5 separate regions of the Homo sapiens genome follow, and regions 1, 2, 4 and 5 are each linked to region 3. A link is a contact called in ENCODE Hi-C or POLR2A ChIA-PET data. All regions are on one chromosome and are shown on one strand. Each heading gives the region's core, a stretch centred on a gene start or an enhancer-like site at or near the end of the contact. The rest is flanking DNA. Distances are from core to core; before and after follow the strand shown. Region 1 holds the start of CYTH1 (cytohesin 1). Region 2 holds the start of ASPSCR1 (ASPSCR1 tether for SLC2A4, UBX domain containing). Region 3 holds the start of RNF213 (ring finger protein 213). Region 4 holds the start of FAAP100 (FA core complex associated protein 100). Region 5 holds the start of SLC38A10 (solute carrier family 38 member 10).

Region 1 (4,741 bases), core at 129-2,628, 1.5 Mb before region 3:
TACTCAGGAGCCTGAGGCAGGAGAATCGCTCAGCTCACCCAGGAGGCCGAGGTTGCAGTGAGCCGAGATGGCGCCACTGCACTACAGCCTGGGCGACAGAGTGAGACTCCGTTTCAAAAATAAAATAAAATAAAATAAAATAATAAAATAAAATAAAATAAAAAATTAGCCGGGCATGGTGGCGTGCGTATGGTTCCAGCCACTCAAGAGGCTGACGTGAGCTACGATCACGCCACTGTGCTCCAGCCTGGGTGACAGAGCGAGATCTCGTCTCTTAAAAAAAAAAAAAAAAGAAAAATGTCCCATTAGTTATTAAACTAGAATTGGGTTCCATTTGGCCACAGAGTTCTGCTTTATTTGTACTTTGCTACCAAACCACAAAAGTTCACCACTTGTTCTATTTGCCATTCTTCCTTTTAATTCCTCATGAACAAACTTAATAAATTAACTACAGCATGTCAAACAACCTTTTGCAACCCTTGCAATTTCAAACTCTTGGAGGGAGGCACCCCTGGCCTGGGCCAGCAGCCTCAACGCGCGGGAGCGAAGGGAGCGGGACAGCGGCTCCGCTTGCCAAGTCCCCAGTCAGGGGAGGAGCGGCGTCCCCACCGCGGTGCCCCTCGGGCTCCACACCCGCGTCTCGGCAGGCGGCGACGCACCGGACCGGCGGCTACCGGGCCCAGACTCCCGCGGGCAGGGCCGTCCCGGAGCCCGCGCCTCGCCGGCGGCGCCGCTCCCCGTTCTCATTTCTGAACAAAGACGTGGACCGGGCACAACTCGCTGACGCCGAGAGCGGCCGGAAACTGCGGGGAACGCGGGCCCGGCCATCCGCGCGTCCGCCCCGAGCCCCGCAGAGGGGCGGCAGGGCCAGCGACCTCCACCCCTCGGCCCCCCGGGACCCGGACTGCGACCCCTGCCCCGGGGACCCCAGCGACCCCAACGACTCTCATCCCTCAGAGCCCCTGAGATCCTGCCCCGCGACCCCAACGACCCTCATTCCTCAGAGCTCGCGGCGACCCCTGGCCCCGCGAGACCGCGAGCCCGGCCTGTGACCCCCGCCCCAGCCACCCACATCCCTCAGCGCCGCCAGCGACCCCGGCCCCGGCGACCCTCATCCCTCAAAACCCCCTGCGACCCCCGCCCCGCGAGGGCCCCGCGCACCGCTCGCCCGCCGGTCGCCCCGGGCTCCGCGTCCCGCACCAGTGTCCCCGGGAAACGCCAGCCGCCGCAAGCGCTGCCGGACGGCCGGGCCCGGAGGGGACTGGGGGACAGCGAGGGGGAAGCGTCCGCCGCCGGGGCGCACTGACCGTAGCTGTCGTCCTCCTCCATGGTGCGGGAGCCGGGCTCCGCGCTCCGGCTCGCCGCTCGCGTCCCGCCGCGCCACCCGCGCCCCCGCTCGCCTCAGCCCGGCTCGGAGCCCCGCCCCCGGCGCCCCGCGCCCCGCGCCCCGCCCGCCCGCGCCTGCGCCTGCGCCCGCCCCCTGCCCCCGGCCCGAGGCCCCGCCCCTCGCCCGAGGCCCCGCCTTCCTCCCGCGCGCGCCGCACCCCGGGTACCCGGCCTCCTCCCGAGGCTCCGGCCTGCGCACGCGCGTCCACCCGAGGCTCCTCCCCTGCCCCCGCCTCTAGACCACGCCCCCGTCCCGAGACACACACACCCCCCCCCCTTCTCCCGGTCCGCCTCCTGGGGCCGAGCAGGTTTCGGTTTCTGAAGGGCGGTGCAAGTCCCCGGGGTGGCGGACTCGACCTGGCCTGCAGCCAGGCTACTGCACGAAAGCCCAAGGTCGTGTCCGGCCACTGAAGGGCAGGGTGGTCCTTGCTGACGCCAACCTGGAAGGTCAGACCCGGCCCCAGCTTGCCAGGGAGGGCCCGGTCCTTGGCGAAAGGCCACAAAAGCTATTTGAAGTCATTTACTCCTGCGTTCAGAACCTTTACATGCTGTATGTCCTAAGTTTACTGCTTCTACTTCTTTTTATTTGTCCTGAGTTTTACCTGGGTCAAGATTGAAAGGAGGGCACTTCAAGTCCCAGCGTTTTGGATTTTATTTATTTATTGGAGACGAGTTTCGCTCTTGTTGCCCAGGCTGGAGTGCAGTGGCCCGATCTCGGCTCACTGAAACCTCCGCCTCCCGGGTTCAAGCGATTGTCCTGCCTCAGCCTCCTGAGTAGCTGTGATTACAGGCATGTGCCACCAGGCCCGACTAATTGTATTTTTAGTAGAGACGGGGTTTCGCCATGTTGGCCAGGCTGGTCTCGAACTCCTGACCTCAAATAATCCGCCTGCCTCGGCCTCCCAAAGTGCTGGGATTACAGGTATGAGCCACCGCGCTCGGCCTTCTCTTTCTTTATGACAGAGGACAATCCCACTGCTGCAGAATGCCAGCACCAGAACCCCCCTTTCCCCCTGCAGTCACTTGTGGCTCCTGCACCCTACACAGAACACTCACTGAGAACTCCACAGAGATCCCTGGACTGCTGGGAATTTTTTGGACCAACCAAAAAACGGGAGTAAAAGCCACAGAACTCTTTCCTTGTGGGCCCACCTGTCCTGAGTTTTACTATTTTTCTTTTTCTTTTATTTATTTATTCATTTTGAGACAGAGTCTCACTCGCTGTGTTGCTCAGGCTAGAGTACGGTGGCACCATCATGACTCCCTGCAACCTCTGCTTCCCAGGCTCAAGCAGTTCTCCCACCTCAGCCTCCTGAGTAGCTGAGACTGCAGGCACCGGCCACCATACCTGGTTAATTTTTGTATTTTTTGTAGAGACGGAGGTTGCTAGGTTGCCCAGGCTGGTCTCGAACTCCTAGGCTCAAGTGATCCTTTCTCTTTGGTCTCCTTCCTTGGCCTCCCAAAGTACTGGAATTACAGGCGTGAGCCACCACGCCTGGCTGGATTCATGATCTTAACCTTCACTGACTTTACCAGATTGTCCAGTTTTACAGGTGACCTTAGAGAGTCACATTTTGGCCCTAACGTGTCCTTGGGCTTCGGCGTGTGAGGTCAGAGACCCAGCTGCATTTTGTTCCTCTTGGCCTAGACTTAGGACACTTTTAGAATTGACCCCACATTGACCTGGCAAATCTTCTCAAACCATCTGTCACATGGGCTAATGGAGCACTGAGCCTCTCCCCCAGTATTTGCCATCCTCTGTTTCACTCCCTACTTCACTTCTAACCCCAGACTCACCAGAAGGTTCAAGGTATCTTCGAGCTGGCTTTCTTCCCTTATCAGTATGCAAGTCCCAGACCACCTCAGCTCTTGCTCAAAGACCAGAACTCCAGAAGAAAAGCGATTCAGATGGCATGTTAATTCTTACTATCAGCACTCTAGACCTCTTAGCTGAACTCACCAACTGAATAGATTTGGAGAGGGAGGGATACTGGTATTACTGCTAATCACAGATTAGCAGAGAACATGACTGTTTACAAATTCTGTTCCCTTATATTGTTCCATTAGACTGGTGTTTTTCAGCTGGGTGAAGTGGTTCATGCCTATAACCCCAGTACTTTGGGAGGCCAAGCTAGGAAAACTGCTTCAGGGCAGGAGTTCAAGACCAGCGCGAGTAACATAGAGAGACCCTGTCTCTACAAAAAATTAAAAATTGTCGAGCATAGCGGCACACGCCTGTAGTCCTAGCCACTCTGGAAGCTGAAGTGGGAGGGATCCTCTGGGCCTGGGAAGTTGAGGCTTCAGTAAGCTATGATTGCACCACTGTGCTCCAGCCTGGGGGACAGAGTGAGACCCTGTTTCCAAAAAAAAAAAAAAGAACAGTGTTTTTCAAACAGCGGGTCATGACTCTTAATGGTTATGAAACAAATACTTATTAGATGAAAAGAAAATAGAATTTTTAAAAAATTGTAGTCTATCACACATAATACAGAGACAGTGTTTGTTCTGGTTGCAAATGAATGCATGCATGTGTCCACTGGGTAGGGCTATCCCTGACCATGGATGACTGTCAAAGAAACACAGAAGCTACTCCATTAGATCACATTCATGATCAGAGATTTTTTTTTTTTTTTTTGAGATAGGGTCTTACTGTGTCATCCAGGCTGGAGTGCAGTTGCACATCTCGGCTCACTGCAGCCTCCACGTAGCTGGGATTACCACCATGTGCCACCAAGCCCAGCTAATTTTTGTGTTTTTAGTAGAGACAGGGTTTCGCCATGTTGGCCAGGCTGGTCTTGACATCCTGACCTCAGGTGATCCGCCCACCTCTGCCTCTCAAAGCACTGGGATTACAGGCGTGAGCCACTGCGCCCAGCCAGAGAGGTCCTTTAGCTGTTATCTTTGCATGACATTTGGAAGCCGAGGCTAATAGACATCCAAATGCAGCCTACTTGCAAGCAGGAGTTAAGTCAGTTTCACTCTCGTATCTTGTATTTGTGCCCCCAGCCCTTGGAGCGTAATGAGAAGGAGCCGGCGGCAGGGAGACAGGAACCACAGGACTCCACTCCAGCTGTGGATTCTAACCCAGACCTCTTCCCCCACATCCACTAATTCTTCACAGAACCTTTAAACTGGGTGTGGGCTCTCTGCAAGTTTCGCTGTGGTTTCTAAGTCCTTAGTGGTTGATCCACTTGACAACTAATTTTTTTAAGTTGGTAGCTCCCTGCGGTATTTGACAGTTTTTGGTTTGGTTTTGTTTTTGAGACAGGGTCTCACTCTGTTGGCCAGGCTGGAGTGCAGTGGCTCATGGCTCACTGCAGACTCCACCTCCCAGACTCCATCGATCTTCCCACTT
Region 2 (4,659 bases), core at 2,160-4,659, 1.7 Mb after region 3:
TTAGTGGCGAAGGTGCTCAATGTCTTTACTGCAGCCTCGACCTCCTGGGCTCAAGTGATCCTCCTGCCTCAATCTCTCAAATCGCTGGGACTACAGGGACATGCCACCATGCCTAGCTAACCTTTGTATTTTTTGTAGAGCTGGGGTCTCACTATGTTGCCTAGGGTGGTCTCAAACTCCTAGGCTCAAATGATCCTCCTACTTTGGCCTCCCAAAGTGCTGGGATTATAGGTGTAAGCCACTGTGCCTGGCCAGAAAAAGTTTTTACATGTATATGGAGAGAGAGAAAGAGAATATGATAAAACAAATGGGGTGACATGTAAACACTGATTTATCTGGCTAAAAGATATACAGGAGGCTGGGCGTGGTGGCTCACACCTGTAATCCCAGCACTTTGGGAGGCTGAGGCGGGTGGATCACGAGGTCAGGAGATTGAGACCATCCTGGCTAACATGGTGAAACCCCATGTCTACTAAAAATACAAAAAATTAGCCGGGCATGGTGGCAGGTGCCTGTAGTCCCAGCTACTCGGGAGGCTGAGGCAGGAGAATGATGTGAACCCGGGAGGCGGAGCTTGCAGTGAGCCGAGATTGCACCACTGCACTCCAGCCTGGGCAACAGAGCGAGACTCCGTCTCAAAAAACAAAACAAAACAAAACAACAACTAGCTGGGTGTGGTGCTGCACACCTGTAGTCCCAGCTACTCGGGAGGCTGAGGCAGAAGAATCGCTTGAACCCGGGAGGCAGAGGTTGCAGTGAGCTGAGATTTCGCCACTGCACTCCAGCCTGGCGACAGAGGGAGACTCCATCTCCAAAAAAAAAAAAAAAAAAAAAAGATATACAGCAGGAATTCTTGCTTTTGCAAACTTTTCTTCTCTTTCTTCCTTCCTCCTCCCTCTTCTTCTTTCTTCTCCTTCTCCTTTTTTGAGACGGTATCGTACTACGTTGCTCGGGCTGGGGTGCAGTAGTTATTCATAGGCATGAATAGTGGTTCACTAAGGCTGGAACTTAAGTAATTCTCCTGCCTCGGCCACCGGAGTAGCTAAGACTACAGGTGTGAGCCACCTTGCTCGGCTAAGTTTGAAATAATATCAGGATAAAAGATCATCCCTCCTATCAAAAAAAGCATAGGAGCCAGCTTAAAGGAGGTCTCACTGGCCAAATTCGGACCAATTTGAGCATCAAAAAGAATGCTGACTGAATGAAAAAAATACATGAATTCATATTAATAAATATATATATTTCAAGATGGGGTTTCACTCTTGTCGCCCAGGCTGGAGTGCAATGGTGCGATCTTGGCTCGTTGCAACCTCCATCTCCCAGGTTCAAGTGATTCTCCTACCTCAGTGTCCCGAATAGCTGGGATTACAGGCACGCACCGCCATGCCCGGCTAATTTTTGTACTTTTTTTTTAAGTAGAGACAGGATTTCACCATGTTGGCCAAGATGGTCTCAATCTCTTGACCTTGTGATCTGCCCAACTCAGCCTCCCAAAGTGCTGGGATTACAGGCGTGAGCCACCGCGCCTGGCCATATTTAATTTTTTTTTTTTTTTTTTTTTTGAGACAGAGTCTTGCTCCGTCTCCCAGGCTGGAGTACAGTGGCGTGATCTCAGCTCACTGCGAGCTCTGCCTCCCGGATTCACGCCATTCTCCTGCCTCAGCCTCCCAAATATTTAATAACTTTTTAAAGAAGGGGAAGCTTGACCGAAAGTGACTATAAATGTAGAAGAAACAATAAACTTGGGAAGCCATGATTTTGCAGCTTTACGGTTTAACACTGAATCTACTCATTAACTGATGCTAAAACTGTTGGGCAAATGGTTATTGGGAAAACTTGATGCTTGTGGTCTCAGAGAATGACCTCACGCATGCCTTAATTACTCCACAAGGAGCCACGGACCTTGACCATGGAGGAATTCAGCAGACCCAAAGCTGACCAAGTGGTTCAACTTCACGTCCTCACTCATGGCCACGCTGATGTCCTGCACCTCCTGCTGACTTGTCACCTCCCTTCATCATTGCCCCAAACGTTTAACCAAGGATCCAGACTGTGGGACAGTCTAAGGAAAATAGGAACAGACTCTTCAAAAACGCCACTAAAGAATTAAAACCCACCAGGTGATGTGTGGCTCAGTAAGGTTCTGAGGTTGCACAGAGCATGGGACTGGCTGGCTGGATGGGAGGGCTATGGCTAGCCTGGGGCTTTCCCCAGGTTTCTCCAATGTACATAGATGTCCGTGTTTGTCAGCATACAGGTGTGTGTGGGTGACATGGATATGTCATCGACAGGAAGGCACAACAGCACCCATGCAGAGATGTCCTTAGACTCAGCAATGACTGCCGGGTGCGGTGGCTCACGTGTGTAATCCCAGCCCTGTGGGAGGATTGACTGATAACTGCACCAGTTCCCCCTTCCACAGGCTACTGGGCAGCTGAGCCCTAGCCAGGAGTCCGCAGAGACAGGCAGGCACATGGAGAGAGGAGTGCCAAGGCCCGGCTGAGCCATGGAGGTGGGGGGCGGGGCGGAACACGTGCGAGTGCTGTCCATGAGTGGCCCAGGTGCTGGGAGCTAAGCACATTCGACGGCTGCGAGTCAGGAGGGCAGCTCCTTCTGGAAGCCTGGAGCTGGTGAGGCCAGGTGCTTTCCCTGCTGCGGTGGCTGGCGATGGGAGTGTTTCCTGAGGCTGCCACCAAGCCCCTCCTCAGCATGGGTTGGTGCGGGAAGTCCTTGAGTGCCTGTGGGTCGGCAGGAGCTCCGGTGAGACTCAAGTTCGCTCACCCCACGGTTCTGAAACCGGTCTCCCGCCTTTCCTACCCTCAGGTTTAGGGACCGTCGCGGCAGCCCTAGGGCTGCCAGATTCTGCACTCCCATTTTAGGATGAAAGAAATCAGGTCTAGACTGAGGGCCACGAGTCCCAACACCCAGGGAGGATCCGTACAGGGGCGGGGGGACTGCCCCAAACCATAAGGTCAGGAGGTGGACGCTGACCACAGGGACAGGTGGGCAGGGAAGAGGCTCAGCTGCTGGAGTGGAGGAAGCCGGGAGGGTCGGGGGAGAGCAGGGCACCGAGCTGGGGACGTGTCAGGGACGAAGCGAGGGTGGGCGAGCGCGGACCGCTGGGACCCCGGGGCTCAGTGCCGCTCACCGGGGGTGACCGCGCGCCCAGCCCCGGCCCAGCCTGGCCCCGGCGAGCCCATCCAAGCCGCGCTTCCCGGAGGCAGAGGACGACCGCGCTTTCCGGGTCTGGCGCGGGCTTTGGCGGCCCAAGGGCGGGGCCGGGGCGCCGTGGGTGGGGAAAGGGCGGGGCCTGGCAGGACCCGGAAGTGCGCTGCGGCCCCGCCCCCTGGCCGCGTGGCTGCGCGTCCTGGCTGTTGCCGATAAAGTTGTTTGACGCCGGCCCGGCGGCGGGTCACGTGAGCGGAAAATGGCGGCCCCGGCAGGCGGCGGAGGCTCCGCGGTGTCGGTGCTGGCCCCGAACGGCCGGCGCCACACGGTGAAGGTGACGCCGAGCACCGTGCTGCTTCAGGTGCGGCCGCCCGCCCGGGGCGGACGGGTAGGCGGGCGGGGGGCGCTGCGCCGAGGCCCCGCCCATTGCGGTCGGCGTCCCGGTGTTCGGGGGCGGGGCCTCGGCGGCCAATGAGCGGCCTCCTGAGCGGCGGCCCCGCCCCCTGCTCGCCGTCACCTGCGCTTCCGCTGGGGTCCCGGGGGTCCCGGGGGTCCCGAGTGGGGGCGGGGCGGTGGCGAGCCTTCCCAGGGGTGAGGTAGAACGGCGCCGCGTGTCACCCGCATCGAGTACTCGGCGCCCGGCCGAGCCCAGCTCGCGAGGGCGCCGGGAAGAGGGAGGAGTGGAGCCCTAGACCCGCGTTCCCATTCCGGGGCGTCCCCCGGAGCGGGAGCCCGGGTTGCGCGGTGGCAGATGTCCCGGCCGTGGGGCCTGGAAGCGATTTTTGCCGAGTCACTCACTGCACTTTTACTTGGGCACCTTGTGACCGCGAATCAATTAAATGTAAAAGTATTGGCTGGGCGCGGTGGCTCACGCCTGTAAATCCCAGCACTGTGGGATGCCGAGGCGGGTGGATCACGAGGTCAAGAGATCAAGACCATCCTGGCTAAAACGGTGAAACCCCGTCTGTACTAAAAAAATACAAAAAAATTTAGCCGGGCGTGGTGGCGGGCGCCTGTAGTCCCAGCTACTCGGGAGGCTGAGGCAGGAGAATGGCGTGAACCTGGGAGGCAGAGCTTGCAGTGAGCCGAGATCGCGCTACTGCACTCCAGCCTGGGAGACAGAGCGAGACTCCATATCAAAAAAAAAAAAAAAAAGTATTTATTGAGCCTCTGCTGCGTGGGGGACCGTGAGGATCCGAAGGTGCACACGACTCGGAGTTTGCGGGAGCAGCCCACGGCGTGGGGTCCCCAGGCCTGGGCAGGTGGAGGGCGCAGCCAGGAGGCTGTTGGTGCCAGGCGTGCAGAGTGCGGAAGTGGGGCGCTCCCGCAGAGGCTGCGCGGGACCCCTTGGTGCAAGGCCACGGCTTTGGCTTTTTATGGAGAAGAGGGGCGGAGGCGGTGCAGGCAGTGGCAGCAGGTGCACAGAACCGTGCCAGAGCCAGGGGGTAGCTTGTGCTAGGCAAGTTTAAGGCAGGTTGCAGAACTACAGGG
Region 3 (4,641 bases), core at 818-3,317:
ATTAATAGTAAGGAAATGTTCAGGTTAAGATAGAACACCGTGCTGAGCAGCACTCCGGCCCAGCACTATTACGTGGGCAAGAGGCAAAGCTCCAAGGGCTTAGTGTACCTGCTGCAGCAGCTGGTAGGGGCAGACTGTGATCACAGAGACAGCACTGTCCCGCAGAAAAATCATGCAAGCCACCAACGTGAGCCATGCAAGTCATTTAAACATTTCGACTAGTCATACTGAAAAAGTCAAAAGAAACAGTTGAAATTAACTGTTTAGAGACAAAGTCTCACTCTGTCGCCAGGGCTGGAGTGCAGTGGTGCAGTCAAGATTGGTGGGAGGAAAAAGCAGGTTTTAATTGGAGACCCAGCAAAGCGAGAAGATGCCCAACTAGCGTTCTAAAGTGTCACCTTGGCTGGGCGCAGTGGCTCATGCCTGTAATTCCAGCACTTTGGGAGGCCAAGGCAGGTGGATCACCTGAGGTCAGGAGTTTGAGACCACCCTGGCCAACATGGAGAAACCCCGTCTCTACTAAAAATACAAAAATTAGCCAGGCTTGGTGGCGGGCGCTTGTAATCCCAGCTACTCGGGAGGCTGAGGCATGAGAATCACTTGAACTGGGAGGTGGAGTTTGCAGTGAGCCAAGATCACGCCACTGCACTCCAGCCTGGGGTATAGAGTGAGACTGTCTCCAAAAAACAAACAAACAATAAATAAAGTGCCACCCTAAAATTAAAAATTTATCCTCAGGTTTTGTGTGTTTGTTAGTTTTTGAGGCAAGATCTCACTTTGTCATCCAGGCTGGAGTGCAGTGGTATGATCACGACTCACTGCAGCCTGGAGCTCCCTGGGCTCAAACGATCCTCTTGCCTCAGCCTCTTCAGGTGCACCACCACGCCCAGCTAATTTTTTTAAATGATTTTTTTTGTAGAGATGGGGTCTCTCTATGTTGCCCAGGCTGCCATCGAGTTCTTCTAGGGAAACTTGCCGTGGGCACCGTGGGGAGTGGGGTAAGGGCAGGGTCTGTGTCTTGTTCCCATGGCTGTCGTGGGCAGTTGTCGGTTAGGAGGGGTGGCTGTCGAGGATGTTGGACTAATTGTTGGCGACCCCCCGCCCCAAGCAGGAGCATTCAGCTGGGGTTCCGCGCCGGGAATTGTTTCAGGATGAGGGTCCCCTCTGGAATGCGCAGAGGGGCGCAGTGTCCAGAGAGGGACGGGATGAAGGGGTGAGAGGAGAAGGAAGAAAAAGAAAGTGGGTGATTTTAAAACGGAGGTCCCTGGTCACACCATGAGCCTCACAGATGGGAAAACTGAGGCACGGGGGATGGTGCGGACCGCCGTGGCCCCTCCATCATCAGTGACAGAGCGCTCCGCGCGGGGCCGCGGAGGTCCCTTAATCTGCAAAGGCCCCCACGCGGCGCGCTGACGACGTCCACTGCACCCGCCGGGCGCCCTCTGGGCCGCTCCCAGGCTGGCCGCCGGCTCTGCGCGGCCGCAGACACTGTCCGAGGTGCTGGGCGCCGGGGCGGGGGGCGCGCCTGTCCCGCCCCACTCGGCTGCTCGGGCCTGCCCGGGGTCTGGGCTTCCGGGAGACCCGCATGCGCCCCACGCCTGGCGGGAACCGAGGCCCCTCCCGCGTCTGTACCCGGCGCGCAGCGGCCCGAGGCGCCTCCCGGGGGCTGGGGGCCCGGAGTCACTGGGAGGCGCCACCGGCGGGGAATTCCGCACACGCCTGCGCGGGGCCGGCGGCGGCGGCGGGCAGGGCGGGGCCGGCGGCGGCGGCGGCGGGCAGGGCGGGGCCGGCGGCGGCGGCGGCGGGCAGGGCGGGGCCGGCGGCGGCGGCGGCGGGCAGGGCGGGGCCGGCGGCGGCGGCGGCGGGCAGGGCGGGGCCGGCGGCGGCGGCGGCGGGCAGGGCGGGGCCGGCGGCGGCGGCGGCGGGCAGGGCGGGGCCGGCGGCGGCGGCGGCGGGCAGGGCGGGGCCGGCGGCGGCGGCGGCGGGCAGGGCGGGGCCGGCGGCGGCGGCGGCGGGCAGGGCGGGGCCGGCGGCGGCGGCGGCGGGCAGGGCGGGGCCCAGGGCCCCGTGACCCGAGGGGCGACAGCGCGCGGCAGGCGGCGAGCTCGGGGGCCGCAGGTGCGAGCGGGCCTGGAGAGTCTCCCGGGGCGGGGAGCGGGCTAGGATACAGTGGGCCCCGCGGGCCGGCGGGCCGGGTCCCGGGGAGCGGCGCCTGCGTCCGGATGCCCCTCCCGGCCGCCTCTTCCTGCCGGCTCCAAGTTTCGGTTTCGCCGCCGGGGTGCCCGGTCCAGCCCCGCCCGCGGCGCCCACTGACCCTGTTCCCCGGCTGCGGGAGGGGTCGGGGTGGGGGCAGCGGGCACGCCTGGGACCCCGGCGACATCCCCGGAGCGCAGAGCGCGGAGGAGGCTTTGCGCCCCGGCAGTGCTGCCCCCGGGAAGTGGCCGGGGCACGGGGGGTGTAGTGGAAGGGGACAGCCGGACCCGGGCCTGCAGGTCCGCCCGGGAATCCTGCGCCTGTACGAATGGCAACAACGGAAAAGTGAAGTTGCAAAAACAGACTCCTAACTTTTACGAGGGAGGCATCGCCCCGTCTGAACCGCACCGCGCAGCGTCCTTCCGACTTGGCGAAGTCGCCCGAGCGCGGGGCTCAAGGCCAGGGTGGGCACCCCTCCCGGATGGCTGCCTGCAAGCCGGCGGGCCGGGCCCTGGGGGAGTCCAGGGCGGGAGGGGAAGGAGCTGTGCAAACATGGTGGTGGCCCTTCCCTGCCCCCACCTTGTTGACTTTGGTTGTGGTTGGGGGATGGGCTTTGATTTGGGTGGCAGTGTCTGTGCTTGGGAAAAAATGTCAGAGAAAAGACAGGAAGCGGATTGAATGCAACAGTGTTGGGTGCCTGGGGCTCTCTCTTGTGTCTTCCGGCCCCTAGAGCAGATGGAACAATAAGATGCTTTAGGGGGCCGGGCGCAGTGGCTAATGCCTGTAATCCCAAAACTTTGGGAGGCCAAGGCGGGTGGGTCACCTGAGGTCGGGAGTTCGAGACCAGCCTGGCCAACATGAAACCCCGTTTCTACTAAAAACACAAAAAATTAGCCGGGTGTGGTGGCGCATGCCTGTAACTCCACCTACTTGGGAGACTGAGGCGGGAGAATCGCTAGAGCCCGGGAGGCGGAGGTTGCAGTGAGCTGAGATTGCCCACTGTACTCCAGCCTGGGTGAAACTGTCAAACAAACAAAAAATGCTTTTTGGAGGATTTTTCGAGTTTTCTGGTCTGTGGTTCCCCAGTGTAGCATTGGAGAAGGAAACACTTCGGGTGGAAAGAAAGAGGCCTGGGCGGTGGGGAGTCATTGAAGGTGTTTGAGGGAGGGAGTGTCCACTGGTGGTTGTTTCAGGTAGAGTGTGGAGGGGAGGAGGTACGGTGGGAGCCAGGGCTTGGCTGTGGCAGGGGTAGGGGAGTTTTAAACTCTCCTTCTACTCTGAAGGAGAGATAATTTTAGTCTCTGGAATAAAAGGGCAGCAGACCTGGAGAAAAGGGATGCAAATTGTCCCATACACCTATTGGGAACCTCATCAAAGAGAAGACTGCAGAAGACAGATGATTGATGTTTTTATGGCATTGGGACAGGGGCTTGGGGCTGGAGAGGGGAGGTGTGCAGGGTTGTCTTGTTGTGCAGATAATCACTCAGGTGATCTCAGAGCTGCTCTCAGAGGAACTGGCGAGGCCGCAGGCACTCCTCTTGTGTGTCCCTGGGACCGTTCCTAGATCCCTCTAGGCAGATAATGGGGCCTCAGAGAGAGCTTCTGCTCCATTCTGCTGTTTCATGGTGTGGATTTCCTTTATAGCCTTTTACAAAAGGATAGCTTCCCAGAACTCCTGAGTATGTGGTTGCTCTGAATAGCCATCTCAAAATTGACCACAGAATCTGTTTTGGGGTGGCATAGATTAGTCTCCCACACAGGTCAAGCCAGGGAACCCCACCCAGTGCCTCCGTCCCTCGTTCAGGCCCAGCCTGAGTGAGCCCACCCCAGTGGGAGGAGAGGGCAGGGCCAGGGCAGGGAGGGGGCCTGAGTGTCCTCCTGGCTGCTGAAGGCACCAGTCAGCTGCCGCTCCAGCCACTGCCCCAGTGGAGTTCTTTGGTTCCAAGCCAGCAGAAGAAGGTGGTGGGTGGGCCAGTGTGCCCTGAGGCTTCTTACTGGGGAGGGAGAGAGTCAGGTCCTCCACTGTTAGGTGGCCAAGCGCCCAAACGCCATCTCCACTCTCACCCTGGATGCAAGAAGTGACCCCGGAGGCCTGAGTCCTGGCCTTGGTCTGGTTTGATGCCATCCACCGCAGAGGCTGTTCTGAGGGCAGGTGGTCAGTGCAGAGTGGCGCGCTTTGTGGATGGCAGCCTCCCCCCATTACTAGGAATCTGACTGCCAGCCCAGTAGCCCTGGGCTGCCTGCTCAGGCCCCATCACCTGTGGGGCAGGTGCTTTAGTCCCCTTAAGAGGATGAGGAGGGTGAGGCATCAGCAGGCTGAGCGCCTTGCTCAGGGCAGGCCGTGGGACCCTGCCGAACAGCACGTGGCTGCCCCACGCCTGCCTGGAGCATCCCCTATCCCCACCCAGCCCAACCCATGTTCTCAGCAGCAGGGATGGTTCTAGGCTG
Region 4 (4,385 bases), core at 504-3,003, 1.3 Mb after region 3:
TGCAGCTTCTGCAGCCTGTGGCTCTGTCTTCAAGGCCCCTATGAAGATGACGGGCTCCTCCAGGTGATGGAGGATCTTGACAAGGGCATTTGGGTCACCAGGGGCTGACCTGGAGGTGACCAGGGCCTTCAGGATCACACAGCAGAGCTGGCCATCAGGGAGACCACAGAGGACCACAGGTGACTGCAGGAGGGTGGCATCAGCTCCAAAGAGGAGCCCGAAGAGGGCGTCCTCCAGCGTGAAGCCCCCGGAGCCCCCGAGGAGGTCGTGCGGGACCCTGGAGCCTGATGGTGACACAGAGCACAGCACTGGAAGGAAGTGGGGGGCTGCAGGCTTTCCTGGGACCCCGGCTGGGGGCGTGTAGGAGGACAGCTCCACCTCACCGATCTGGCCTCCTGGCCGGGGGTCCTCCCCAGGACAGGGCTGCTCAAACAGCTGCATCTTCCATCGGGCAGGGCCCTGCACCAGGGTGACCAGCACACTGTCCAGCAAGGTGAACGCGCACAGCGCAGCATCGGGAAGGATGCAGGCATCGGGGTCCACAGGGATCACGGGGGAAGGCTGGTCACCGTCCTCGCTGTCCCTGTCATCCTGGCTCGTAGACCTTTGAGAACAGGGACGCACTGGTCAGGCCTGGGCAGGGTGGGATTCCCACGTTCTCTTCACAATAACCTGGCATGGAGTAGTCTGGCTCAGGGGTTCCCGCAGTGACCCCCAAGGCCGCTCAGCAGTCCATCTGCCACATGGCCTCCCACCTTCCCCACGAAGGATACTCTTGACAAGAAGTACCAGGCATCCAAAACCAGCGTGAACCGACACCTGTCAGCATAGAACCGTCAGGCTGAGGCCCAGGCTGCAAAGTGCACAGGCTGCCCCCTCTACAGCCTGGGCCGCGGTCAGCAGCTGCTGGCTCTGCACTGAAGACAGGCCTGGCTGCCCGGAGCTCGCTTCCTTCCAACCCAGATGGTGTCCACTGATCACTGACTCGGGGTCACGGTGCCTTTGCTGTCTCCTCCCTCCAATAAAGACCCAACCTCGGGGGCGTGTCTCACCAGACAGCACCGGGCCACCAGGGCCCAAAGGACAGGATCCCGCGCCCCGCCGTGGGCTTAACCATGTGAACCCCACTTACTAAGGACTGTGAGCAAGACACTTGCAGAAAGAGTGCTGGGGGCAGGGGCTCCAGATAATCGGGCAGGGATGGCGGCCGAGGCTTCAGAGCTGGCGGCAGCCCGGGTCCCCAAGCGCGATGAGGTGGGGCTGCTCGCTCTGAAGCAGTCCGGGGGCAGCAGGAGTGTGCGGGAGGGAGGCCGCGGGCCCGCCCTCACCTGCTCCTGCCCGGGTGGTCCAGCGACAGGCAGTAGAGGCCCCTCCGGGCGCACAGCGCGTACAGCAACCTGCGCGGCGCCAGCAGCTCCAGGTGCCACACCTGGTCGGGGAACCGGAACGCCGCCTGCGGACCGGGGCGCGGGTCAGGCCGACGCGACGCGCGGGCCCGCGGTCTTCATTTTCACGCGAACCGCCGCCCCCGCCCGGTCCCTCCCGCCCCCGCGGGCCGGCGCTCACGGTCAGCAGCCCGCCCTCCTGGTCGTACACGTAGACGAGCTCGCTCCCGGTGGACAGGAAGACCTCTGCCTCATGGCACAGCACGCGGGGCTTGCCCGCCGCCAGGCCCCCGAGAGGGCAGCAGAAGCCCGCCAGGTAGCGGACCCGCGGCGCGGCGCCGGCCATCGTGCGCGCGGGCCCGTCAGAGTGAGAAGCCCCGGCCGCGCGGCGGCGGCTCCGCCTCGGAGCGCTTTACGGCAGCCCGCTGTGCGGCGCGACCTCCGCCGTAAAGCGGTCGGCGGTGCCGGGGGCGGGCCGGAAAGGACGCGCTGCAGGGACTCCGGGAGCTGGGGCGGTCGCTGGTACCCACGGGGAGCAGGGGAGCCTTCCTAGGGGCCGCGGCACCGTGCCGCAGGTCGAGGTTGACCCGGCCGGGCTGGTGGGAGCCCTCGGCGGCTTCATGGCCCCGGCTGCTGCACGGGTTCCCCAGGGTGGGGAAGCGGGTCCTGGCCGAGCAGAGGTTGCTCTTGGGCGGGGCGTCTCCCCGGAGCAAGCGCTCAGCTACTCGGGCTTTTGCGTAAACGCCTCGATTCTCTGGGCTCTCGGAGAGCAGCTGGGTCCTGCCGGAGCGCACTCCAGCCGGGGTCGGGGTGGGGCAGCGCCGGCTCTTGTCGTCCTAGGGATGGGTCTCTGCCCTGTGCTCTGCGAGCCGCCCCGGCCGCCCCCGCGTTCAGGGCCCAGCGGAGTGAGCCAGCTTAGGTGGAAGTGCGTCCCTCCCTCCGTGGCTGAACACGTGGGGACAGGGAGTACACCAATGGGGTTTCTGGGTTGGGGGCAGAGGACAAGAAAATGACTGTGAGCCAGGGCAAGATACCTCCACCCTCTCCCTCCTGGCAGCTCTCCACTTCCTCCAGGAGAGAAGTACTGACCAGAGAACGCCCGTGGAGGGGCCTGCAGTACGGACACCTGCTCCATGCCCGGAAGAGAGCGGAAACCAGGCACACCATTCACAAGTAAATGACCAAGGAACCCCGCCCCCGGCCCGCCTCCCTCCGTTTAAGAAGCCAATCTGAAGAGCGCTAAGGCCAGACACCCTCGAGGGAGAATCTAGGGGCAGGGCTGCAAAACTGGGCTTGGAAGTTAGGCAGACATCGTGGAGTCCGGGTGCACCTGCTGGAGCACAAAGCACCACTTGCAGACATCCTGACCGCCCCCCTTTGAGGTTGGGGTGGGGACTGACCCCAAGGCAACGGGGATGTCTGATTCTGAATGTTGGGTTAGACAGACTCAAGTGCGGCACCTGGAGTCAGTTCCTTGCTCCTCTCTTCTCGCCAGGGCTGCTCTGAAGGTGTTTGGGCTGGAAATGCTGTCTTTGATGCTGGGGAGTGGGGAGAGGAGGGCCAGGTGCATCTCATTTGGCCTTCAGAGTCAGGAAGTCAGATGCCGCATCGTTGTGAATTTCCCCACAGGGATCCTCCGCTGGTCTTCTGACCGAATTTCCCCACAGGAATCCGCAGGTCTTCTGACTGCTAGTTTTAACCCTCTGAAGCCTTGTGAGTCACTCGCTCACACACACCAACCCCATCCAGTCCTCCCAGGCCATCTCTTCCATACGGATGGTAACATGCCAAGACTGTCCTAGAGGAAATGATCACGATCACGTGGAGGAGGAAACGGACGTGGGAGAAGGCCCGCCAAACCAGCAGCCTCACCCCGCGGTTTACTCCGCTGCCCACCCCACTCTGCTCCGGGGGCTGGCAGGCTTTTGGCCCCACGCCAAGCCCAGCTCCTATCTGCAACAAGATTTATGATCAGTAGTCATGTGGGGGACCTTAAGCATGGATCCCAGGGGAAAGGGGGTGAGTTAGACACAAGCGAAGGGCTGAAGGCCGGCTCTCCATCAGCTGCTGGGCTGTGCCGTGCCCCACCTGTACTTGGCGAAGAGTGATGAGGGCTGAGGCAGCCTCTCTGTCCGTGGGTGTGGAAGATGCACACACTCCTAGCGGAAGCCTTCGAGACAGCAGCGCAGACCGCTGGACACTGCGTTTCTATGCCCAACTTGGAGGTGTTATCATCTCCCTAAGCACGAAGTATATGAAGGAGTCAATTTAGGTCAGACTGAGGGGAGAAAAACCATGAAGCTTCAGGCTGTGTTGAGGGCGAGGAGGGCTGGGCCTTGAGGGACCTCTCCTCAGAGCAGCACAGCCCAATAAGGAGAACACAGCAGGAAGGTGAGGCAGGGACCCAGGAACCCGACTTCTCCCTTTTTTTTTTTTTGACACACACAGGTTCTCACTGTGTCTCCCAGGCTAGAGTGTAGTGGCACAGTCTCGGCTCACTGCAGCCTCAACACCCCAGGCTCAAGCCAACCTCCTGCCTCAGCCTCCCGAAAAGCTGGACTATAGGTGCACACTACCACGCCAGGCTAATTTTTTGTCTTTTTTAATAGAGACAGGGTTTCGCCATGTTGGCCACGTTGGTCTCGAACCCCGGGCCTGAGTTCTATTTCTAAGCAGTACAATTTGCTTGATTTAATGGGGGAGTGGCATCCAGAACTGTTTTAAATTTTTTAATTTTGGCCAGGCACGGTGGCTCATGCCTGTAATCCCAGCACTTTGGGAGGCCGAGGCGGGCAGGATCACAAGGTCAGGAGATCGAGACCATCCTAGCTAACACAGTGAAACCCCGTCTCTACTAAAAATACAAAAAAATTAGCTGGGCATAGTGGCGGCGCCTGTAGTCCCAGCTACTCGGGAGGCTGAGGCAGGAGGATGGTGTGAACCCGGGAGGCGAGCTTGCAGTGAGCCGAGATCACGCCACTGCACTCCAGCCTGGATGAC
Region 5 (4,640 bases), core at 1,433-3,932, 1.0 Mb after region 3:
AGCCCTCAGGACTCAGAAGGACGTCTCTAGTCCTTCACTTCCTGACAGGTCTGTGCAGATGCCCGGCTAATCAGCACATGCTCTGGCAGGGGCCTAATGTCCACCACATGGCAGGTGGTCCAAGGCTCGAGATAGCTGGATCGTCTGGGCCCTAAGATGTACTTTCACAGGTGTCTAAACCAGAGCCCCTTCCACGGTGGCACTTCACCGACAGGCATCAAAGATGACAGCATTTGGGGCCAGGCACGGTGGCTCACGCCTGTAATCCTAGCACTTTGGGAGGCCGAGGTGGGTGGATCACCTGAGATCAGGAGTTCGAGACCAGCCTGACCAACATGGGGAAACCCTGTCTCTACTAAATACAAATAAATAAATAAATAAATAAATAAATTAGCCGGCGTGGTGGCACATGCCTGTAATCCCAGCTACTTGGGAGGCTGAGGCAGGAGAATCACTCGAACCCTGGAGGCAGAGGTTGCAGTGAGCCGAGACTGCACCACTGCACTCCAGCCTGGGTGACAGAGCGAGACTCCGTCTTGAAAAAACAAAGATAACAGTCTTTGACTTGCAGGAGAAGGACCAGCTACTGCTCCACATGCCAGAATGCAGTTCTGCTGCCAGGCAAGTCACAGTGGACACTGGGACATGGAGTCAGTCCAGAAACACCCAGAGGTGGCTGGCAGAAAGCTGGGATTCTCCACGCCCAGACCAGATGCTGCCCGGGGGGCTCTGGAGGCATGTAGCCCTGTCTTCCCCTGACAGGCTCACCAACCATATCAGGCAAACAACTCAGACACAACAGCCTGGAGGGCTGCACGGGAGGGTTTGAAAATTCCTTGATCAAAAAAAAGTTGTTTTTTTTTTAGAGATGGGGTACTGTTGTGTTGCCCAGGCTGGAGTGCAGTGGTGCAATCATAGCTCACTGTAATCTCAAACTCCTGGGCTCAAGTGATCCTTCTGCCTCAGCCTCCCGAGCAGCTGAGACTACAGGTATGCACCACCATGCCCAGCTAACTTTTAATTTTTTTTGTAGAGACGGGGTCTTACTATGTTGCCCAGGCTGAAAAAATTTTTTGGATATTTTTATTCCAAAGATAATGAATATGAAAAACACAGTGTTTGCTAAGCTAATCTAAAATTAAACTACTGGTGCCACTTTGTTTCAAAATATACATGTTGTTTTCATTTTTCTACCTACTTGGTAACGTTTCAGTCAGCCTTTCTTTTCCAAAGCACTAAATGCTTGTTTATTGTAGATTAAACAGATGACACTTAGAAATGGCCATTTTCTTTCATGTGTTATTCAATGCTGGAATGACGCTAAACTTTTTGTATTTGAGATTTTTTCCAACTGTGGTAACGTCTGCACACATTAGATCAAATGTGCAGTTTTTTGTTTTTGTTTTTGAGACGGAGTCTCCCTCTGTCGCCCAGGCTGGAGTGCAATGGCGTGATCTCGGCTCACTGCAACCTTCGGCTCATTGAAACCTTCGCCTCCCAGGTTCAAGCTATTCTCCTGTCTCAGCCTCCCAAGTATCTGGGATTACAGGCATGTGCCACCACCCCCGGCTAATTTTTGTATTTTCAGTAGAGATGGGGTTTCAGCATGTTGGTCAGGCAGTTCTCGAACTCCTGACCTCAGGTGATCCACTCGCCTCGGCCTCCCAAAGTGCTGGGATTACAGGTGTGAGCCACCACCCCCTGCCAAATGTGCGGTTTTTGTGAAACGCAGATCTTAGGTGTATAACCTGGTGGATGTTTTTAATCACCTTGCAACCAAGGTCCCTATCTAGTGTCGAAGCCTGGGAGTGGTGAGTTGTGTGCTTCTGAAGACAGGTGCAGTTGGGTCAGAGTTTTTAAAAACACGATAAAATGTAAAAATACGGAGTCCCACCGTTCCCTTCCGATTCTGGAGGATCATTTTGCTTTGTTACACTTTGCTTCGGTATCGAGTTTTTGAGTGTGGGGAACTTTCCGGCCCGGGCTGACAAGGGCTGCCAGGGCCAACGCCGTGCGCTTCTCATCCACGGATTCTCTACGGGAACTGCGCCGGGACCCAGAGGGTCGCCCCGCCCGCGGCCGCCTGCACCCGCCCAGCGAAGCCCTGCCCCGGCGGGAACTTTAACCAGGACGACCCAGCCAGACGCCCCCTCTGCGGGGGAGGCGAGGGCGGTGATCTCCGGGCCCACCGGACTCACCTGTTTGAAGCAGAAGGGCATGGTGAGGACACTGACCCCTACGATGCTGTTCACGATGTTCGTGATCAGCCCCCAGTTGGAGGCGGCGGCCGCGGTCATAGTGAGAGGTCTAGGGGCCCGGGGCGAGAGGCCTCGGGGGTCGCCGGGCTGCGGCCGGCTTTGGAAGCCCAGCCCGAGGCCACGGTCACAGGTCCCAACGTCCGGGACGCCGGTGGGGAGGGGATGGGCAGCCTGAACACGGGAGCCTGAGCAGGCGCGGGCGCGGGCCCCAGAGGCTGCCTGGAGGAGGCAGCCTCGAAGGCCGGCTGCGGGGGCGAGGTCAACCTCCGGACCCCGCCAAGCCCTGCGGCCGCCTCAGGGCCATGCGTCCCTCGCTCGGCCTCGCGGGCCGCCTGTGAATCTCCGAGCCCAGACCCGGAAGAGCCGCAGAGCCAGCTAGGGACACCTCAGCCCAACTCAGCTGCCGCCGCGGCGCTCACACTTCCGCCTTCCACGGGCTCCGTTGCCCGGAAGTGACGGCCAGGGGGTAGGGTTTGGTGGGACGCGAGCCAATGAGAGGCGGGCCCGGAGGGGCGGGCGGAAACTGGGCCGGTGGGCACCTGAGGGTCTCGCAGCTGTCCGGTTCGCCAAGCTGGTCCAGCCGACCTGTGCCCGGGGCCCCAGTTCAACGAGCTGGAGGACAAGGGACTCGCCCCGCGAGGCCTCGGTTTGGATGGGCAGTCGCGGGCTGGAGAGAAGGGGAGGCGCTGTGCCTTCCGGGGAGGAGCGGGTTTAAGGGTTCCTTTTTGACCTTTATTCCCAGGACCGATTCTGGGGCGAGTGCTTGGCGCCAGGGCACGGGGGCGGGGGCCCTGACTGCCTCAGCCGAAAAATAGTCTGTTGTGAGGAATTAGCACCTAGGAGGTAGGAATGAAACGCTGGGCACAGAGAGGCTCGGCCACTCCGCTAAGGCCACACAGCTCCAAGGGGAGGCGGTGCCCTGCCGAACTGCGCCCAGATCAGTGGCAATGTTGAACTTCACCTTTTCACACGAAAAGAGCAAGGGACATTCCTGGAGGGGACAGGAGAGGTGGAGGCTTACATGAACAGGGAAACCCGGGAGGGCTTCCAGAAGGAGGTGGCTTCTAGGCTGGAGCTTGAAGGACAAATGAGAATTCCTCGGGTAGAAATGGAGACCGGGGAGAGGAGAGAACAGAGAAGGGTCCCGATAGATCTGTGGATTCCTGGCACCTAGCTGCTCACTCTGAGTCTAATGAATGAGCGCGTAGACCGAATGGCTGGGAAGCAGCAAGTGATTCCAGGCTGCTGGGGGAGGACGGCGGAGGAAAGGAGGCCGTGTCTGCAGCACCTGCAGGACCAGGTGTCTTAGAACAGAGGCCCGTTCCTCAGGCACTGGCAGTGCAGCCACCAAGTAAGGCTGTGCCCCACCTTCAGGAGAACAGGAGGAAATGCCTGGGTAAAGACTAATTAAATACGCAGGCAAAATAACAAATGCCTGCGTTCTTTTTTTTTTTTTTCTTCAGTCAGAGTCTTGCTCTGTCGCCCAGGCTGTATATGCAGTGGTGTGATCTTGGCTCACTGCAACCTCCACCTCCCAGGTTCAAGCTATTCTCATGCCTCAGCCTCCCAAGTAGCTGGAATTACAGGCTCCCGCCACCACACCCGGCTAATTTTTGTATTTTTAGTAGAGACCAGGTTTCACCATGGTGGCCAGGCTTGCCTCAAACTCCCGACCTCAGGTGATCCGCCCACCTCGGCCTCCCAAAGTGCTGGTATTACAGGCATGAGCCACCGCACCCAGCCCATTTACTTTTATATAAATGAAATGGCATACACATTCCATAACCTCCTTTTTATTATGTAATTTTCATCAAATGTTATGCATGCGAGGTAGGCTGGGCAATTTACATGTATGTTTTCACAAATAGCAAATACCATGGACCCGCTATTGAGCTTTAAGAACAAAATATTACCGAAGACTTAGATCCTCCCTTTCAGTTCCTCCCCAGTTCCAGCACCTTCTTCCCCTCTTCCCTGCTATCCTGAGACATCACAATCCAGATTCCATCAATTCATTACTTTTCTTTAAAGGTTTACCATATATGGATATATCCCTAAACAATTATGGGGAAGACTATTTGTCTCTTTTTTTTTTTTTTTTGAGACAGAGTCTCACTCTGTCACCCAGTCTGGAGTGCAGTGGCACAATCTCAGCTTGCTTCAGCCTTTCCCTCCTGGGCTAAAGTGATCCTCCCACTTCAGGCCCTCAGTAGCTGAAACTACAGGTGTGTGCCACCATGCCCAGCTAATTTTCACTTTTTTTGTAGAGATGGGATTTTGTCATGTTGTCCAGGCTGGTCTCAAACTCCTGGGTTCAATCGATCTGCTCACCTCGGCCTCCCAAAGTGCTGGGATTACAGGCGTGAGCCACTGCGCCCAGCT

The links. A loop is a pair of places that touch in the nucleus more often than their neighbours do. ChIA-PET counts read pairs that join two places held with the same protein, here RNA polymerase II (POLR2A). Pooled maps may share reads with other maps.
Region 1: a loop to region 3 is called in a map of CD8-positive, alpha-beta T cell, with 15 times the contacts of the local background. The contact joins the promoter of CYTH1 here to the promoter of RNF213 in region 3. A Hi-C loop is called at or near these places in 1 of 168 maps with a recorded cell type or tissue (CD8-positive, alpha-beta T cell), 1 of 37 single-sample maps with no recorded cell type and 7 of 50 pooled maps. POLR2A ChIA-PET finds 5 or more read pairs at or near these places in 1 of 52 experiments (activated CD4-positive, alpha-beta T cell).
Region 2: a pooled map shows a loop between it and region 3 (8-fold over the local background). The contact joins the promoter of ASPSCR1 here to the promoter of RNF213 in region 3. A Hi-C loop is called at or near these places in 2 of 50 pooled maps. POLR2A ChIA-PET finds 5 or more read pairs at or near these places in 2 of 52 experiments (K562 and activated T-cell).
Region 4: a loop to region 3 is called in a map of naive thymus-derived CD4-positive, alpha-beta T cell, with 7 times the contacts of the local background. The contact joins the promoter of FAAP100 here to the promoter of RNF213 in region 3. A Hi-C loop is called at or near these places in 1 of 168 maps with a recorded cell type or tissue (naive thymus-derived CD4-positive, alpha-beta T cell) and 7 of 50 pooled maps. POLR2A ChIA-PET finds 5 or more read pairs at or near these places in 1 of 52 experiments (AG04449).
Region 5: a pooled map shows a loop between it and region 3 (15-fold over the local background). The contact joins the promoter of SLC38A10 here to the promoter of RNF213 in region 3. A Hi-C loop is called at or near these places in 2 of 37 single-sample maps with no recorded cell type and 8 of 50 pooled maps.

What each region holds. Positions count from the first base shown.
Region 1 is chr17:78,780,895-78,785,635 of GRCh38, forward strand. It overlaps CYTH1 (cytohesin 1), which reads right to left and starts at 1,379. Exons shown (of 14, transcript NM_004762.6): 1 at 1,308-1,379. The coding sequence starts at 1,329. RefSeq lists silencers at 499-898, 1,159-1,438, 1,479-1,638 and a cis regulatory region at 4,164-4,583.
Region 2 is chr17:81,974,220-81,978,878 of GRCh38, forward strand. It overlaps ASPSCR1 (ASPSCR1 tether for SLC2A4, UBX domain containing), which reads left to right and starts at 3,410. Exons shown (of 16, transcript NM_024083.4): 1 at 3,410-3,529. The coding sequence starts at 3,428. LOC105371939 (a long non-coding RNA gene) reads right to left here and starts at 3,266. Exons shown (of 2, transcript XR_933953.4): 1 at 3,149-3,266; 2 at 1,749-2,738. LOC124904087 (a long non-coding RNA gene) reads left to right here. Exons shown (of 2, transcript XR_007065951.1): 2 at 1,892-2,116. RefSeq lists enhancers at 2,022-2,795, 2,796-3,567 and a silencer at 3,046-3,905.
Region 3 is chr17:80,258,785-80,263,425 of GRCh38, forward strand. RNF213 (ring finger protein 213) reads left to right here and starts at 2,068. Exons shown (of 68, transcript NM_001256071.3): 1 at 2,068-2,118. RefSeq lists silencers at 1,447-1,796, 2,076-2,425, 2,806-2,945, 4,520-4,641.
Region 4 is chr17:81,550,600-81,554,984 of GRCh38, forward strand. It overlaps FAAP100 (FA core complex associated protein 100), which reads right to left and starts at 1,754. Exons shown (of 9, transcript NM_025161.6): 1 at 1,567-1,754; 2 at 1,329-1,453; 3 at 1-604. The coding sequence starts at 1,731. It overlaps LOC124904085 (a long non-coding RNA gene), which reads left to right and starts at 1,760. Exons shown (of 2, transcript XR_007065947.1): 1 at 1,760-1,907; 2 at 2,443-4,385. RefSeq lists enhancers at 1-14, 2,161-2,280, 2,810-3,385 and silencers at 1,321-1,420, 1,481-1,720, 1,861-2,020, 2,601-2,680, 2,691-2,760.
Region 5 is chr17:81,292,625-81,297,264 of GRCh38, forward strand. SLC38A10 (solute carrier family 38 member 10) reads right to left here and starts at 2,683. Exons shown (of 16, transcript NM_001037984.3): 1 at 2,199-2,683. The coding sequence starts at 2,297. RefSeq lists silencers at 2,159-2,228, 2,329-2,598 and an enhancer at 3,259-3,348.